2 separate regions of the Mus musculus genome follow, and region 2 is linked to region 1. The links are chromatin loops, found by intact Hi-C in ENCODE. Cell type or tissue: left cerebral cortex. All regions are shown on one strand. Region 1 overlaps Usp10 (ubiquitin specific peptidase 10). Region 2 overlaps 6430548M08Rik (RIKEN cDNA 6430548M08 gene).

The links. A loop is a pair of places that touch in the nucleus more often than their neighbours do. Peaks named below come from ENCODE experiments on the same cell type or tissue, not always from the same donor. Only the 100,000 strongest peaks of a DNase experiment are listed, where the experiment ranks them.
Region 2: a loop joins it to region 1, with 3.0 times the contacts of the local background. A loop is called at or near these places in 3 of 42 quality-filtered maps.

What each region holds. Positions count from the first base shown.
Region 1 is chr8:119,945,373-119,953,372 of GRCm38, forward strand. Usp10 (ubiquitin specific peptidase 10) reads left to right here. Exons shown (of 14, transcript NM_009462.2): 5 at 1,703-1,794; 6 at 2,329-2,438; 7 at 3,046-3,101; 8 at 3,307-3,410; 9 at 4,987-5,086; 10 at 6,549-6,726; 11 at 7,808-7,973. Among named protein-coding and RNA genes, the nearest start is that of Usp10, 39 kb to the left of the region's middle. In left cerebral cortex, a CTCF peak has its summit at 3,043; DNase peaks (open chromatin) are centred at 660, 1,121, 3,125, 4,643 and 2 more places; H3K27ac peaks cover 717 bases.
Region 2 is chr8:120,136,653-120,144,652 of GRCm38, forward strand. The region is part of intron 1 of 6430548M08Rik (RIKEN cDNA 6430548M08 gene); the gene reads left to right. Among named protein-coding and RNA genes, the nearest start is that of 6430548M08Rik, 27 kb to the left of the region's middle. In left cerebral cortex, a CTCF peak has its summit at 223; DNase peaks (open chromatin) are centred at 154, 1,013, 4,354 and 7,542; H3K27ac peaks cover 3,010 bases.

The DNA of each region.
Region 1 (8,000 bases):
CCTGGGCCAGGCATCCCACTGAGCAGTGTACACTGGCTTCCACCTTCTTACCCAGATCTCTGGCTTGCTTCTTCATATTGATACCATTAGTCTGCACCCTGAACCTGAAGGTTGTGCGTGACCGTGGGAGTATTGGGACTGCAGCACGCTGATACCTATGTGTAAGTCGCCATTCAGTGTTCATACTTCCTGCTGTCCTTTATGTTACTCCGGATAGACAGACACCTTTCCCCCACTGCCTATTTTCTGATGTCTGCGCCTCCAGTCATCTAGCTGTTCTCTTGGTATATCTGTAGGTGAAGCATACTCCCCAGACTCTTTTACAGTCTGTGGTGCTGTCCGGGACAGTGAGCCCTTCATTACCTGTCTGAGCTGGCCTGGAGCGGGGCTAGTTGCAGGCTTGGGTGCACGCGGGATGCATTAGCTGTTCTTACAGAGGTCAGCCATGGTAGGAAGACCTAGCTTCTAATTCTGTAAAAGCTTGCCACACCGTTGATGGCTGCTGTAGAGCCTGTGGTGTTGCTTTGGGGTGTGTTTTTGTTTGAACACACAGGTTTGGAGGTTACTGTGATCATTGCTGTACTATGGATCCTTGTTTAGCCCAAGAACAGGTGGCAGAAGGCAGTGGGAGGGGGAAAGAGGGCGTCCCGCCTTACATAATATTTAAAAACATTTCTTCCTTAGACTTATTTGTTCCTTCTGTGCTTGCAAGCATGTTTGTGTGTATGTACAAGTGTGTGTGCTTGTGAGGTCAGGCTGTGGAAGTTGGTTGTGTTTCTACCACAAGGGGCTGTGAACTCAGATCATCAGGCCTGGCAGCAAGTGCTAGGAACGGCTGAGCCCACCAGGTAGACCCACAGTTGTATCTGGCTCAGTGCTGTGACTTCAGTTTTCTCATCTGTAAGAGGAGGTGTCAGAGTCCCTTTTTGGCAGAGTTATGACTATGCAGTTGAGTGTTACTGGACAGCTCCAGGACTGGTGGGAGCTGTCAGCATGCGTCTTCCTGTCTTAGATCTGCACACCTTTCACTAAGGGGCTGCTCTCAGTGGCTGTGTCTGGTGCTTCTCTGGAGCCTGTAATGGTTTAGTTTCTCAGATAAAGTGATCTATGGGAGCCACATCAAGCCACCCACTGTGCTTCCTCAGCTTACAGCTTTCTTAAAGCTGTAAAAAAGTGGTTTCCGGGGTGTCAGGAGAGAAGCCCCACCCACTTCTGAATGGAGTGAGGAGTTAGTGGACCAATGGCTGATCTCACTTCCATGATTGGCAGGAGCTGCTGCTGTCACTTAATACTCGGCCATTGAGCGCCCACTGTGGTCTGCCGGGTTTTCTGGGAGCCCGGTGGCACACTCCTGCCCCACAGTCCCTTTGAAGCTGGTATCCAGAGGACTTAGCAGCTGGTGAAGCATGCTGTCAGCCTTGGTGGGGATGCCAGTGTCTTCCACCTCCGCTCTCTGCTGCTAGCTATTGTGTCGGTGTCTCTGGCCATGGAGCGTCCTAGTGTAAACTGAGAGGATAACTGTAAATGTTGATGTTCAAGACAACTGCCCCCCACCCCTGCACCCCAACTTAGTAACAAAGCGGTGCTAAGTGAAGGCTTTCGGAGGACACGCTCTTCTGAAGGACTCTCAGCACTTCAGAAACGCCGTGCATGGATTCTGACTGCAATGTTAATGTCTTCATTTGCTTCTTCACTCTTGCAGAGTTATTGGAGACTGTAACCCTAATACATAAGCCAGTGTCATTGCAACCCCGTGGGCTGATCAATAAAGGAAACTGGTGCTACATTAATGCCGTATCCTTCCTGGCTGCCAACCCTGCGCCTGGCCACCATGCCCACTCTCCCGTCTGGGTGTGTTTGATTGCCGCAGCGTCCCCAGGGCTGCCGGCCTGCGCTCTGAGCACGGAGACTGGGCCATCACTCTGCCTGCCTCATGGTCGGTGGTACTCTGGAGCCTCTCCGCCCTCTGTCCGAGGATTGATCTGTTGGCTTATGAAGGGTAGAGTCGGGCATGTTCTATTCTCATTGGAGTGGTGGTAGACAGTAGGACAGAATGGCCGCGTAGAACTAGAGGCTTTGCTCTAACTAGTGGGAGTGTTTTGTTCAGCTAGCTAGGCTCTTGAGTGTCCTGCAGCCGGCCGACAGAGAGAGGATCCTTACATGGCCTTTACAAGGCAGCTGTCTTCTCATGTGGTTTACTCCTCTTTGTGTTTACATATCCACGTAGCTGAGTGTCCTTGGCTTATCTTTTTTTTTTTTTTACGTGCCTTTTAGAAAAGTTCCTCTGTGTCTGTTTCATTTCCTTTACACTTCCTTACCGACATTTAGACCCTGCAGGCATTGGTGGCTTGCCCTCCGATGTATCACCTGATGAAGTTCATTCCTCTGTACTCAAAAGTGCAGCGGCCTTGCACATCAACGCCCATGATAGATAGCTTGTAAGTAAAGCGCTCGCACACGTGCCAGTGGTCGGGGGCTCTCCCTGCGGTGATGGGAACGAGCGGTTTGGCCGAGCAGGTGCTCCCGGGGCTGACGCCAGCTCTCAGTTCTTGATTTGCTACAGACGAGTGCTCCACCATCTCCCCCGCCCTGCTCTTAAGTTCATGTGAATGCGTGCTTTGCCTGCATACATGTAAGGGCACATGCCACGTGTGGGCAGTGGCGGTCAGAAGACTTTGGACCCCCTGAACCTGGAATTACAGCTACTTGTGAGCTGGCAGTGGGTATTGAGAACTGAACCCTGGTCCCTTGTAAGAGCAACAAGTCTCTGAACTCCAGCCTCTGGAATTCTCCTTTAAAGGGAGATGTTGTTGGGATTTTCTATGGAAGTTGATGTGGAATATAACTGGAGAGTTTGCTGCCCTTCAGATTCCGTAGGAAACCCCGTACTGTTTACCAGCTTAAAATGCCATCTGGAAATGGTCCCATAACATGTGTAGATTTTAACATAAGAGCTCCTGGGTGCTGTTCTAGCTGCTGGTTAATGTGCCACCGTGCCCAGGCCTGCTCCTAACGTGAGTTCTGCTTTGCTCTTTCTCCATCTAGTGTTCGGCTCATGAATGAGTTCACTAACATGCCAGTGCCTCCCAAACCCCGCCAAGGTGAGTCAGAGCTCGCGCCGGGATAGGCGCCTTGTCACTGGGGACACGGAGCGAGGGGGTGGCGTGTGGTGAATGTGTGGTCTTACTGAAAAAAGTGTCTATTTAAACCAAGGTGTTTTCCCCGTGTGATGGGAGTTTGGGTGGATTTGCTTTCACCTCTCTGTGGTCTCTTTACTTACCAGAATCTTCTGTTTTTTTCTTGCAGCTCTCGGGGATAAAATCGTGAGAGATATCCGCCCAGGGGCTGCCTTTGAACCCACATACATATACAGACTCCTGACAGTCATCAAGTCGAGCCTGTCTGAAAAGGTCTGGGGTGCTCTGTGGTTGCTATGGAAACTGCTCCCAAGAACTGGGGGAGGGGACCATGCCTACGTCCTAGAGCATAGGGGCCAAGGCAAGAGGATCTCTGGGAAGCTAAGCCTAGCCTGCTACAGAGCAAGTTGTAGATGACCCTGAAGTGGCTGTTGGCGCATGCCTCGAGCTGTGACTTGGTGGGGTGAGAACTGGGTGAGGTTTATGGTGGAGACACTCAATGACTTAACACGTGCCAGTTACCCACATTTAATAGCATTGAGACCCAAGGACGGAGTCTCACTGGCTCTGCCAGCCTGTGAATCCACCGCTGATGGGCAGAGCCTGGCTTCTGAGTCTGACCCTTGTTGCTGCAATGTGCTTGAGTGGGGGGGGGGGGGTTCCTCCTCGTCCTGGAGTGCTCCGCCTCCATCTTAGTCCTGCTCAGGCTACAGCAGTGAGTCCATCAACTCAGCCATTGTAGCCTGGCTTTTCCTAAAATCCTGCTAGCAGGTAACTAAGGGCAGGTGAGCGGGTGGGCAGGCAGGCGGGCAGGCGGGCAGGCGAGCGAGCCAGGCGGCCTTCCAGTGGTCATTGTCTAGAGCATCCAGCTGGTCTTCCAGTGCCAAGTCTAATGCATTGGCATGAGCAGTGCAATGCAGGTATAGACAGGAAGCTTACTCAGAGTGGAAAAATAGTAAGAGAATGCCATTTAAATGAATAGTCTGGAAGCTGTATTGCTTTAAATAGAGTGAGCATGGACTTGCAAACTTTATATGCCCCAGTACAGGGGAATGCCAGGGCCAAAAAGGGGGAGTGGGTGGGTAGGGGAGTGGGGGTGAGTGGGTATGGGGGACTTTTGGGATAGCATTGGAAATGTAAATGAGGAAAATACCTAATAAAAAATTAAAAAAAAATAGAGTGAGCATCCAGGTACACAAAGACACCAGCTGCACAACTTTAGCTTTTCCTTTCTCCTCACCCGCTTCTTTTCCCTCCCTCCCTCCCTCCCTCCCTCCCTCCATCCCCCCCCCTTCCTCCCTTCTAAGATAGGGCTTCTCTGTGTACCCCTGTCCTGTGCACTCTGTAGACCAGGCTCAGAGATCTGCCATGCCTCTATCTCCCCAGTGTTAGGATTTAAAATCCTGAGCCGCCACCACCATCCCACTAGCTTTTTTTTTAAATGCCTGTGATACAGCTTTTCTTGTTTTGGAGTTTCACTTCCCACTACTTGGGATTTGGGGTGCTAGGAATGCCTCCCAAGAGTGGGGATTAGAAGCACAACCAGAAGTGTAACGACAGTGTGCAGATGCAGTGGAGTGGAGGTGGAAGGCACCCAGGGACCTTCTAGAACTGTGGACGTTTTCACAGCGCTGAGTGGCGCTATTGTCTAAGACCAGCTTGTGTGTACCAGTATCTGTGCCTAGGAGGTTAGCTATAGAAATAGGCTACAGAGTTCTCATGGCAACTCTGGGGATTTGGGTTCACTGGTCTAGAGCATTCATCTAAGGTGTAGTTTGCTCTAGGTGCTGGGGCTTCTATAGGCCTTACTCCAGCTGGTTGGAATTAATGTGCCCATGTCTGTCCTCAGGGCCGGCAGGAGGACGCAGAGGAGTATCTAGGTTTCATCCTCAATGGACTCCATGAAGAGATGCTGAGCCTGAAGAAGCTACTCTCACCCACGCACGAAAGTAGGTTCTTCTGGGTGAGACTGTTTGCCTGATAGTGGCTTCAAGGAAGGTCACGTGTCTGTGCTATCGATACATACACATGGGCATGCATGTACATGTGCAGGCATGCACAGTTAGAAGTCTCCTGTCCATCAGCAGTGCTTAGCATACATCAAAAGCCAGCTGTTGTTCATTTCCTAGTAGAGCAGTGAGAAAGTTGGGCTTGGATAACTGAAATGTACCCAGCTCACGCACATGTTTCAACTTTTACTCTAGAGGGAGATTCTATAGTTCCTGTTCCGTTGCAAAGGCTTTGCTCGGGCTTAGGCTTCCGGGGGGGTAGAGTCCATCACAGCGGAGGGCACACTGGCAAGCTAGATGACCACGCTTACCCACACACAGCGAGCAGAGAGTGGACAGAGCATAGAGCCAGGCTGTAAGCCCCAGCCAGTAATGTCCTCTCCTCCAGCCAGCCTCTGCTGCCTAAGCAGTGCCACCAGCCGAGAGCTAAGTGTGGAGTTCCGTGAGAATTTCACATTCAAATGACCTCTGAGATACAGAAAGACAGAAGCGAGTGGGAAGACCCCCGTGGGTGCAAGCTCACTCCAGACTGCTCTGCTCGTTTGCCTTAGGGATGGGAGGTTGGCGATAATTGCCCCTGCTGAAGGCCTCCTCTTCGAGCATAGCTTCTTCTCTCAAGCCACAGAGTCTCTTCAGATTTTTCCAGTTGTCCAAAGACAACTGTGAAATGTGAACGTCTCTGGATTTTGAGACAAGGTCTTTCTCTGAAGCTCTGGCTGGCCTGGAACGCTTAGTCTTTGTGCTCTAGCCCGTCTCAGTGCCCTGCCTGCGTGGCATTTCCAGAGCTTGGTGTCTGAGAGTGTCCAGTGAGGCTGGCTGCTTCAGTTGCCTACTGTGACTTTCAGTGTAGAGCATAACTAGATCTTCTTATATGTGTGGATTTGCAAGACAGGATTTCTCTGTGTAGCCCTGGCTGTCCTGGAACTCTGTAGTCCTGGCTGGCCTTGAACTCACAGATCTGCCAGCCTCTGCCTCCCAAGTGCTGGAATTAGAGGTGTGGGCCACCACTGCTTGGTCACCTGTTTTGGTTTTGGGGTCTTTTTTCTTTGTGGGGTTTTTTGTTATTTTGGTCCTTTCTGAGTGTGTGTGTCCATCCATCTGTCCACCTGCCCGCCCACCCACCCATGTGCAATTGTAATTGTGTGTGCGCGCACGCGCTAGAGAGGTTTCTGAGGTAAGGTGCAGGTCAGAGGACAAATCAGGAGTCCGTTCTCTTCACCACGTCACCGCAGGAGTTACATTCTCATTGTCAGGCCCGGAGAACGTGGCTTCACCCGCCGAGCTTCTCCCTGGCCCTCATGAGTCTGTTTAGCCAGCTCTTATCATAGAATCTGTGCGGACGTACTTGCTTGGATAGTTTGTTCTTGAAAACAGTAGCCTCAGCAGGCCCTCTCCTTTTTAGAACACTCTGTTTCCAATGGGCCCAGAAGCGACTTGATAGAGGACGAGGAGCTGGAAGACACGGGCAAGGGCAGCGAGGACGAGTGGGAGCAAGTGGGTCCCAAGAATAAGACGTCCATCACCCGGCAGGCGGACTTCGTCCAGACGCCCATCACTGGCATTTTTGGGGGACACATCAGGTCTGTGCTTTCCCACGTTCCCATGGGGCAGGTGTGACAGTGTCTGGATCCTCCCTGCCATCTGCCTTGCCTGCTTTCCCCTTGCTCTAATGCTCAGCTCCCAGGGCTCTGGCCCATTGCTTGACATGGGCCGCTTGATATGAGTCGGGGTTTCTCTGTATATAGCGCTCGCTGGTTGTCCTGGAACTGATTCTGTAGCGGAGGATGGCCTTGAACTGTCTGAGTGCTGGGATCAAAGGCGTGTGCCACCACTGCCCCGGTTTACTTTCATTGATGTTTTTCAACTTTCTTTTGGGAACCCAGGGGGCGTCAGTCATTGCCTGGCACTCCGGAGGAAGGCTGGGGCATTCGACCCTGACAGGAAGGATTTCAGCTGGGTGTCACATCTGTCCCGACAGTCAGAGCCACCTCCCACCAGCTCTGCTTTGCTCATAAACTGGGACACCAGGCTGCACAAACAAGATTGAATCATAGAGTGTTCCCTGGATGAGGTGAAATGAGAGATGAGGCACTTATGGTTTTTATTCAGAAGAAGTTAGAAAAAGAAAGATGAAGAAAAACAACTAAGGAAACAACAAGGTCAGGTGGCGCCTTACCCTCAAGGCTGGTCGCCTCTCCTCCCAGACCATCGACATGGTTTTATTGTCATCAGCCTGCTCCCCTTCCCCCTCCTGATGGTTTTATAGAAGGAGAGCAGCATTAAAAGTCCCGGTCCCCTGGGGATTCCCGCAATCCCCGTTGCACTAGAACAGGCTGTGATACTTTGTTAAACACCTCCACCCCTACTCCATTCAGTTTGTTAGCTGGTGCATGCTGTGCTCTGGTGTACAAGCAAAGAATTTGGAAGTTGAAGTGTCTGAGCCAAGCTGGGAAAATGTACAGCTCAGTTGCTAGTCACAGAGGCTGGTAGTTGGCGGAGATATTTTTAAATTCAGGGCGGTTTTGGCTGTTCTGTTGTCTCTGGTTCTGTGATACTGAATAAACTTGCTTGTGTACTTATTCCTTCTCTGTTAGTTAGTTTTAAGGGAAAGTGACAGAGAGTGGCCTCTTACTTTTGTTTGTTTTCAATTGCAATCTTTAGGTCTGTGGTCTACCAGCAGAGTTCCAAAGAGTCAGCTACTCTGCAACTGTTTTTCACGCTGCAGTTGGACATCCAGTCTGACAAGATACGCACAGTCCAGGATGCGCTGGAGAGCTTGGTGGCCAGGGAGTCTGTCCAAGGTTACACCACCAAAACCAAGCAGGAGGTATGGTCACTGCTGGCTGAGGGAAGC
Region 2 (8,000 bases), 190 kb after region 1:
CCTCCACATAGGAGTGTCCCCTACAGATGTGTAAGGTGCTGTTGATGTCTGGGGACATGGCCAAATTTCCACTTACTTTCACAGCCTTGTGGCAGCTCCTTCCCTAGCAACTGCAACACCGCTCCTGTTTTGGCTACCACCTTCCTGAGCTGGCACTGGAAACACTCTGAGAACGCCAGCATGAGACATCTGGCACCTGATGGGAGGCTCACAAAATGCCGTGCATGTCTTCGCCTAGCGGCAGTCTCCAGCCAGGCAGATTCCCATTCCAAAGGCGCGGGACTGGGTGCCTGCTGCTTTCTAGACTCATTTAAAGGCACATTTTTGTCTCTGCCTTGTTAGAGATTTTGTTATTGGGACAGCCAGTGTCTCTGCACAGGGAGGGAGGGAGGGAGGGAGGGAGGGAGGGAGGGAGGGAGGGAGGGAGGGAGGGAGGGAGGGAAGCAGGGGGCTCAGCAGGTACTTGGAGAAAGTAACTGTGGGTGCCTCTGGCAGGACAAGAGTCTCATAGCACACCATGTGTCACCTTTGGTTTGGCCACCAAGAAACTCAACTCATCTGTCACTTAAGGGCAGTAGTGGGTTTATGTGATTCTACAAGTCGGTAAATTACCCTGGAACCATATTAACTGGGTTTAACTCTATAAACAGCTACCTGTGCACCACTGCCCCTAAAAGAACACTGATAATATTCTCTATGGCTTGACATACTTACACTCATGGGAAGAACTTCTCTTTCCTAACATAGCCAGCTACCACTTGCCACCTCAACTAGGCCTAGGTCCCTGCCTGGTTGCACAGTCTCTTATTCTCAGTGAGGAGCAGATTGGTTGGTGAGGATCTTTGGGACTGTTGTTACGTCTCCCAGGAGGACCAAGGCAGCTGAGGTGCCTATTTAGCATGGCAAAGCAAATGAATGCCTACTGCCAGGTTCTCTGAGCATCATCAGTCCCTACTTGTTACATGGCCCTCCTGGCTGGCATACCTGCCTCCTACCCTAAACTCCTCCAGCCCAGAGGCTGAGAAGAGCTGCCTTTCCCCATCTGCTCTTCTCTACATAAGCCAACCATTTCCGTTACTCTGCTCTCTTTAGGTCTCCTGGCAGCTGCACCTGGTTCCTGGTTCCTTCCTCTCTCTTCTTCCTTCCCCTCCCCTCTCCTCACACGGATCAGGGTCACATCCACTCTGGACTCTCCCAGATGTCCCTGCTTCTGGCTATGCTCTCCCTTTTATCTGCAGTAAACCTTCTCCTCCACCACACCTAGGAGCAGTCATGTCCTTTCCTTTTTCCTTTTTCTTTCTTTCTTTTTTTTTTTTTTTTTTAAATTAAAGTTGAACTCATCAGCTTGGCAAAGTTGAAGGTCTTCTTTTGGTCTTAAAGTAGGTGGCTTGTTTCTGAACTTCTCCAGTGGCTGCCACCTGGTTGGGGTACTGGCCTCCAGGGCTTTGTCAGGGACTGTGTCAGGGCACCATGTCACAGCCTTCTGAGGTTCTTGTTAGGTTGGGACGGGTGTAAGGGGAGGCTGTGGGAGTATATGTCCAGAAAGCCCAGAGGGAGTCACGGGAAGCAGTGCTGCAGCAGACCGACTGGGTGTGTGTATGGGTGGGCTGAGGTCTTGTGAGCCTCGTGATAATTTCCACTTTCCTCCACTGTGCTTGCACTGGTGTGCTGCTGTGCAGGGTATCTCAACTGCGTTCTGACGTTGTGATAGAATAGCAGACAAAAGCAATGTAGTGCAGTTACAGCCCATCGCAGCGGGGAAACCGAGGCAACAGGAACTTAAGGCACCTAAGAGACAGAAATGAGCGAACGCTGGTGCTCAGCTCACGTCCTGCTTTTCATTTCATCTGACACCTCAGCCCAGGGAATGGCGCCGCCCACCTCAGTGGGCATTCTCGTGGGCAACTCCTACATTTGTATCCAGACCACCATAGTCAATTCCCAGCCAGGCACCATGCAGGGCACCAGAGCACACTGAGCAGACAGGACCACTGGTGTGTTTGCAGCTGTTATGAGAGAAACAGCCACTACCTGGAGGCAGAAGATTCAGTTGTCTTCTAGTGTTGAAAGGGACAGATGATGGGTACAGGCCAGAAGGAACAAGCAGCGGGAGAGGGCAAATGGCCTTCCTGCTTCCCGGCCCTCTGTAGTGTGTTTAAGGAAGGCAATGGAAGTCTTAAGAGTCTCCAGAGCTTGAGTGACCAATAGGAGGAAGCAGCTTTAACAGGCCACTATAGAAGCCTGTTAGACCCCAGCCCAGTTGGAAAGGGATTTGTGATGGTCCCTGCTGGATGTGGGGCAGTCAGGGCCCAACTTCCACACTGCCTCAGGTCTCAGTAGCCTTTTTTCTGGTACCCTGAGGGTACAAGAAATACCCAGATATCTACACCTGACAGGTATTTTATGTAGTAACATTTGTCTTCCTTCCTTATTGCTACCGGAACAAATGACTATGTACTTAGTGGCTTTAAAACAGCTCACATTTACTGCTTTATTGCTGTGAAGGTTAGAAGTTCTCAGCTGGTTTATTGGGATAGTCAAGGTGCTGGAAAGAGCCCTTCTCACAGGGAAATGCAGGGAAAATGCGCTTCCCTGAGTCCTTCTCAAGGCTGCAGGGAAAATGTGCTTCCCTGCTCCCCAGCTTCCCCAAGTCCTTGGCTTTCAGTTTTTCTTTATCACCAACCCAGCAGCCCAGTGTCATCTCCTTTTCTGACTCTGACCACCCTTATTCCTAAGGCCCCCGGTGATGACATCATGCTATCTTCATATCCCAGGACCACGATGCAACCTTGCCAGCCCCATTCTGCCTCCACTTTTGGCAGTTTTGAGACAAGAGACAAAGCAACTGTTGTGCTGTGTGTCCTGTTCAGGCAAGGGCTGGGCCACAGGGAAACTAGAGCATGCATGTACACACACATACACTGCATGCACATATACCTTTTGTGCTCAGAGTTGCTTTCTAGGGAAATCCCAGCTCTCACTATGGTGGTGTTGGAGAAATCAGAGTTTGAACAAGGCTCCGGGGATGTGGCCAAATGTGATAGCAGGCAATCTTGTCATAGTTCCTCCTAAAGCTGGGAAGGCTGATGCACAGGTGGGGCTGGGAGGGACCCAAGGAGGAAGTTATCATGCCCTCCCTACCCTTGAAATGGTGATACCATGGCTGCCTACCAGGGCCTACCTGTTTGGCTCTGCCACCCTGGCCTGCACTTACCTTTCCCCCAAACTTCCTATGGCCCACCCAGGCCTTCAGTAGATAGGAAGGCTTCTCTGGTCTGCTTTTCCAGTGAGCAGCTGCCCAGCGACTACAAGGACCTCCTAGGCCATGGTCACCTTAGCACTTGTGTGTGGTACTGGCTTCTGGGGGCCAGATCTCCTTACCAGACCTAGCAGAGAAAATCTCAGTAGTCTTATATGTGTGTATACCTGTTCATGTTCTTGTGTGTGTGTGTGTGTGTGTGTGTGTGTGTGTGTGAAGTCAGAAGTCAATGTCAGATGTCTTCCTCAATTGTTAGGTCCAAAGGATGCTCCATTTCCCTTAGACAAAAGCCAGTGTTTCTCAGGAACTCGTAAAGCCTGTTCCTCTCTACCAAAAGGAGATATTCCCCTTATCACTGGTAGAAGGGACACATGGATATCTGTGGTGCCTTTTAAGCATAGCAAACCACAGCTGGCCTCCAGGATCTCTTAGTATCACTAAAAAGTGCCTATTACACATTTCAGATCCTGCCTCCCCTCCTCTCCTCCCTTAAATGTCCCAGCTACTCATTCTTCTTATGACCCTACTATTTTGGCTGGACCTCCCTCTCTCTGACTTCATCGTTCCCTCCCACCCCTCCCTCACTCTCTCTGTCTCTCTACTCTGCTTCCCTCATAGCCAGGTCCAGTCTGCTGGCCCTGTTCAGGCTACAGCTTTATCTCTCTGTTCTCGACTCTTTCTCTGGCTGGCCTCTCTGTCATATCTACAATAAAAACCTTCCTCTTATCTATAGCATGGAGCAGTCACATCCTCAGCTTATACAGCCTGTGCCTGATTTTTTGAACTAGAATCTCTCACAGAGCCTGGGCCTGCAGATCTGAGTAGGCTGCCTGGCCAGGGGGGCTGCAGGATCCCTCCTATTTTCCCCTCCTTAGTGTTGAGATTGCAGGTGCTCCTTGGTGCACATGGCTGCTTGTTTGTGTTAACACAGGGTCAGAGATCCGACACAGCCCTTGTGCTTGTGTGGCAAGCACTTTACTGACTCTTGTACTTTGTGAGCACACAGAAGCAGACACTCCAGCTCCTGCTCTTGGCTATACCTCCTGCTCCTTGTACAGTGGCTGATTCACGGTGAACAATCAGGGAGTTTGTGGCATGAAGGAATCTCAGCTGAATGAGGAAATCACAGCTACTTGGCAGCACCTTGAACATGAACCATGAAAGTGTGGGGAGGCGGGTAGCTTTCCTGGAAGCCTGAGGATGTCTGCATTGTGGAGCAGAGTCCTGAAACAAAAATCTGGGGTCTTAGACTGGCTACCACCAGGGCCTCTTGGAGCCTCTTCCTATAGATCCACAGATTTAGGGCCCACAAGGTGCTTTGAAATGAATTTAAACTCATTGCCACCATTGAAAAACTGGAAGATTTCATCATGCCTTGAAATCTCTAAGAACTCTGCTATTACTGGATCTGTGCTCCTGAATAGAAGACCCTGGCTGGCTCAAAGCAGAGACAGTCAGTTCTATGTCCTCAGGCCATCCGAGATCCTCCTCTGAGGTTGTTGTGAGAGCTACAGAGACCAATACCTTGTCTCACTGGGAAATGTATAGCTGTGTTTCCTTCCTGAGGAGGGGACTAGGAGCTCATGCCCAGGTCCTATGGCAACTGCCATCTCACCACAGCATCTCAATTCTGTAAGGAGGGTTGGTCACCTCACCAGGGCATCCTGGCTCTGTATGCAAGGTTGCCCGGCTGGCCTGTTCCTCTGAGAGAGATTAGGCCATGATGCTGAGTATCCTCAGGGGAAAGGACACTAAACAAGCTGTGCACTCAAGGCCAAGGACCAGCATCTGGCCCCTTTGTCCCTGGCCTGTGTTTTTGTCACCATCTGTGGTAGTTTGAATGAAAATGGCCACCACAGGCTCATAGGGAGTGGTGCTATTTGAAAGGATTAGGACATGTGGCCTTGTTGGAAGAAGTATGTCATTGGGGATGGTGGGCTTTGAGATTTCAAATGCTCAAGCTAGGCTCTCAGTGTCTCTCTGCCTGTGGATCAAGATGTAGGACTCTCAGCTCCTCTCCAGCACCGTGGCTCCCTGCATGCTGCCATGCTTCCTGTCAGGCTGATAATGGGCTAAACCTCAAGCCCCAATTAAATGCTTTCCTTTTTAAAGAGTTGCTGTGGTCATTGTGCATCTTCACAGCAATAGAAAAATGACTAAGACATCATTCTGAACTCACAGAGGCAGAGGCAGTTCTGGGCTTCTTGGAAAGGGTGACTTATTCACCTTGCCAGCCCCATGAGTCCAGGGCTGGATCAGAAAGAGCCTCAAATCAGTCTTGTCTTGCCTTCTGTGATGTCAGGCCCATGCGGCTCTTCTCGTCTCTTAAACTGGCTTCTTCTTTGACTCACAAGTCACTGGTATGATAGTGGGCTGAGGGAGGGACCTGGACTTAGTGCCATCCTGTTACCAGTGCTGAGTGTGTCTCCAGTCCACTGTTATATCCCAGAGTCCCCAGTGTCCCAGTAGAGATGGTACACAGTAGGATATTTTCTGTGACTATCAACACTGTCCTCACTGCCTCAGACACTGGCTGCTATGATGTCCATGTTATAATTATTTTACTAGCTGTGTGTAGAAGCCTGTCTGTCAGGGTCACAGTATTTTTTTTTTCCTGTGTGTCTTAGTCAGGATTTCTATTCCTGCACAAACATCATGACCAAGAAGCAAGTTGGGGAGGAAAGGGTTTATTCAGCTTACACTTCCACATTGCTGTTCATCACCAAGGAAGTCAGGACTGGAACTCAAGCAGGTCAGGAAGCAGGAGCTGATGCAGAGGCCATGGAGGGATGTTCTTTACTGGCTTGCTTCCCCTGGCTTGCTCAGCTTGCTCTCTTATAGAACCAAGACTACCAGCCCAGAGATGGTCCCACAAACAAGGGGCCTTTCCCCCTTGATCACTAATTGAGAAAATGCCTTACAGTTGGATCTCATGGAGGCACTTCCCCAACTGAAGCTCCTTTCTCTGTGATAACTCCAGCCTGTGTCAAGTTGACACAAAACCAGCCAGTACAGTGTGTAACTGAACCCTTTTCTTAGAATAAATTTCAAGCGTTCAAATTCTTGACAGACATAGAATTTCTGAAGTTGCATCTGCCCTCATTGCCAGTGAACCGGAGAATGTCAGTTTAACTAGACCTTTGGTAGGGTTTGCACTGTAGTAGTTTTTTGTTTGTTTGTTTGTTTGTTTGGTTAGTTGGTTGGTTTGGACAGGGTTTTCCTGTGTAGCCCTGGCTGTCCTGGAACTCACTCTGTAAACCAGACTGACCTAGAACTCAGAGATCCACCTGCCTCTGCCTCCTGAGTGCTGGGATTAAAGGCATGCTCGATTGCAGTTTTTAAATGTACCTTGGTGCATAAATGGTCTAATTTGTGTGTTTTAATTTTTTTTTTTTTTGAGACAGGGTCAAATGTAGTGGCCTCAAACTCACTTTTTATCTGAGCATGGCCTTGAACTCTGGATCTTTGCATCTCTACCTGGAATTACAGGCATGAGCCACCACACCTGGAAATTTTACGTGTTTCTTTGCGGTGATTAATATGGCTTGAGACTTGTCTGGGCATTTAGTGGCTGGGCTTCTTGTGTGTTCATCTGAGTGGTTTGTGTTTTGTGAGAATCGGGGTTTTTACTTAGAGTGGAATGAATCTACAATGTGGTAGGATTAACAGTGTCCCTGACCTAGTCACTGCAGATGGTTTCCTTGTATGGTCTCCATGGGTAGCTACAAGCATGTGGTCATGTGTGTGGCTTTCTGTTCTTTGGAGAGTAATAATGCAGTGCCACATGGCCCTTCCACATTGAACCCAGTCTCACTGTCTCACGCAGGGAGACCTTCCCAGAAAGCAAGGCCGTACGTAGGTAGCAGATGTTACTGGGAGAGGGAATCCTAGTGCCCCCCTTTACCCTATTCTCTCTGAGCGTCCACTCACTGCCTTCTGACCTGTGGGCCCTTGCTACTGTCCTGGCCTAGACAAGATGTCAGAGCCAAGGTTGGTGAGCTGCTTCTGCCCCAAGGAAGGCTTTGTGGACTCTCCTGCACGTGTACCGCTGCCCCTGTGCATGTGCGCCGAGGATGGTGGCCAGAGCCAGCTGTTCTATCTTTCTGACTCAGAGAATCTAAAAATATTTTGGGCTGGGTGTTTGGAGGGAATCTATGATCAACCTGTGAGTGTTAAGCTCTCAGGAGTCAGTGTGTGTGGGTTTGGACTGCACTTCCCCCAGTAGAACAACAGAAGCGGTACAGATGGTGGTCCTGCCCCTGCAGTCGCCTCCTGGGGATCTTCTCTGATAGGCCCGAGGAAGGATGAAGATGCTCCCTCTACCCCCCTAGCATGGCTGTCCTGGGTCTTTGCCATTTGGCTGCTGCTCCTTAGTGCTGATAAGCATGGCTTCCAGAATAGCGAATACGTTCTGAACCGGTACCAGAGTCTGAGTTTGGAAGCTGAAGTCTCCATCACAGCCCGGGTCTGTGTGCCCTGCATCCCATGCTCTCTCAGCAGCGTGAGCTTGTTCCCACTGAAGTGTGCTCATTCACACACCAGATGCTCAGTAAGAGTCCGCACTTGCTCATACACGAGTCTAGATGAAAGGCTAGTGCAGGGTCAGCAGGGACCATAATTAATTTTGAATTGCTATGGAGAGAGGCCTCTCCAGAGGTGGACACGTGAGTGAGTTTGGCCTTCAGGGTGAACAGGATTCTGCAGTGGGGATAGGGAGGGAGGGAGGGAAAGGGGGAAGAAA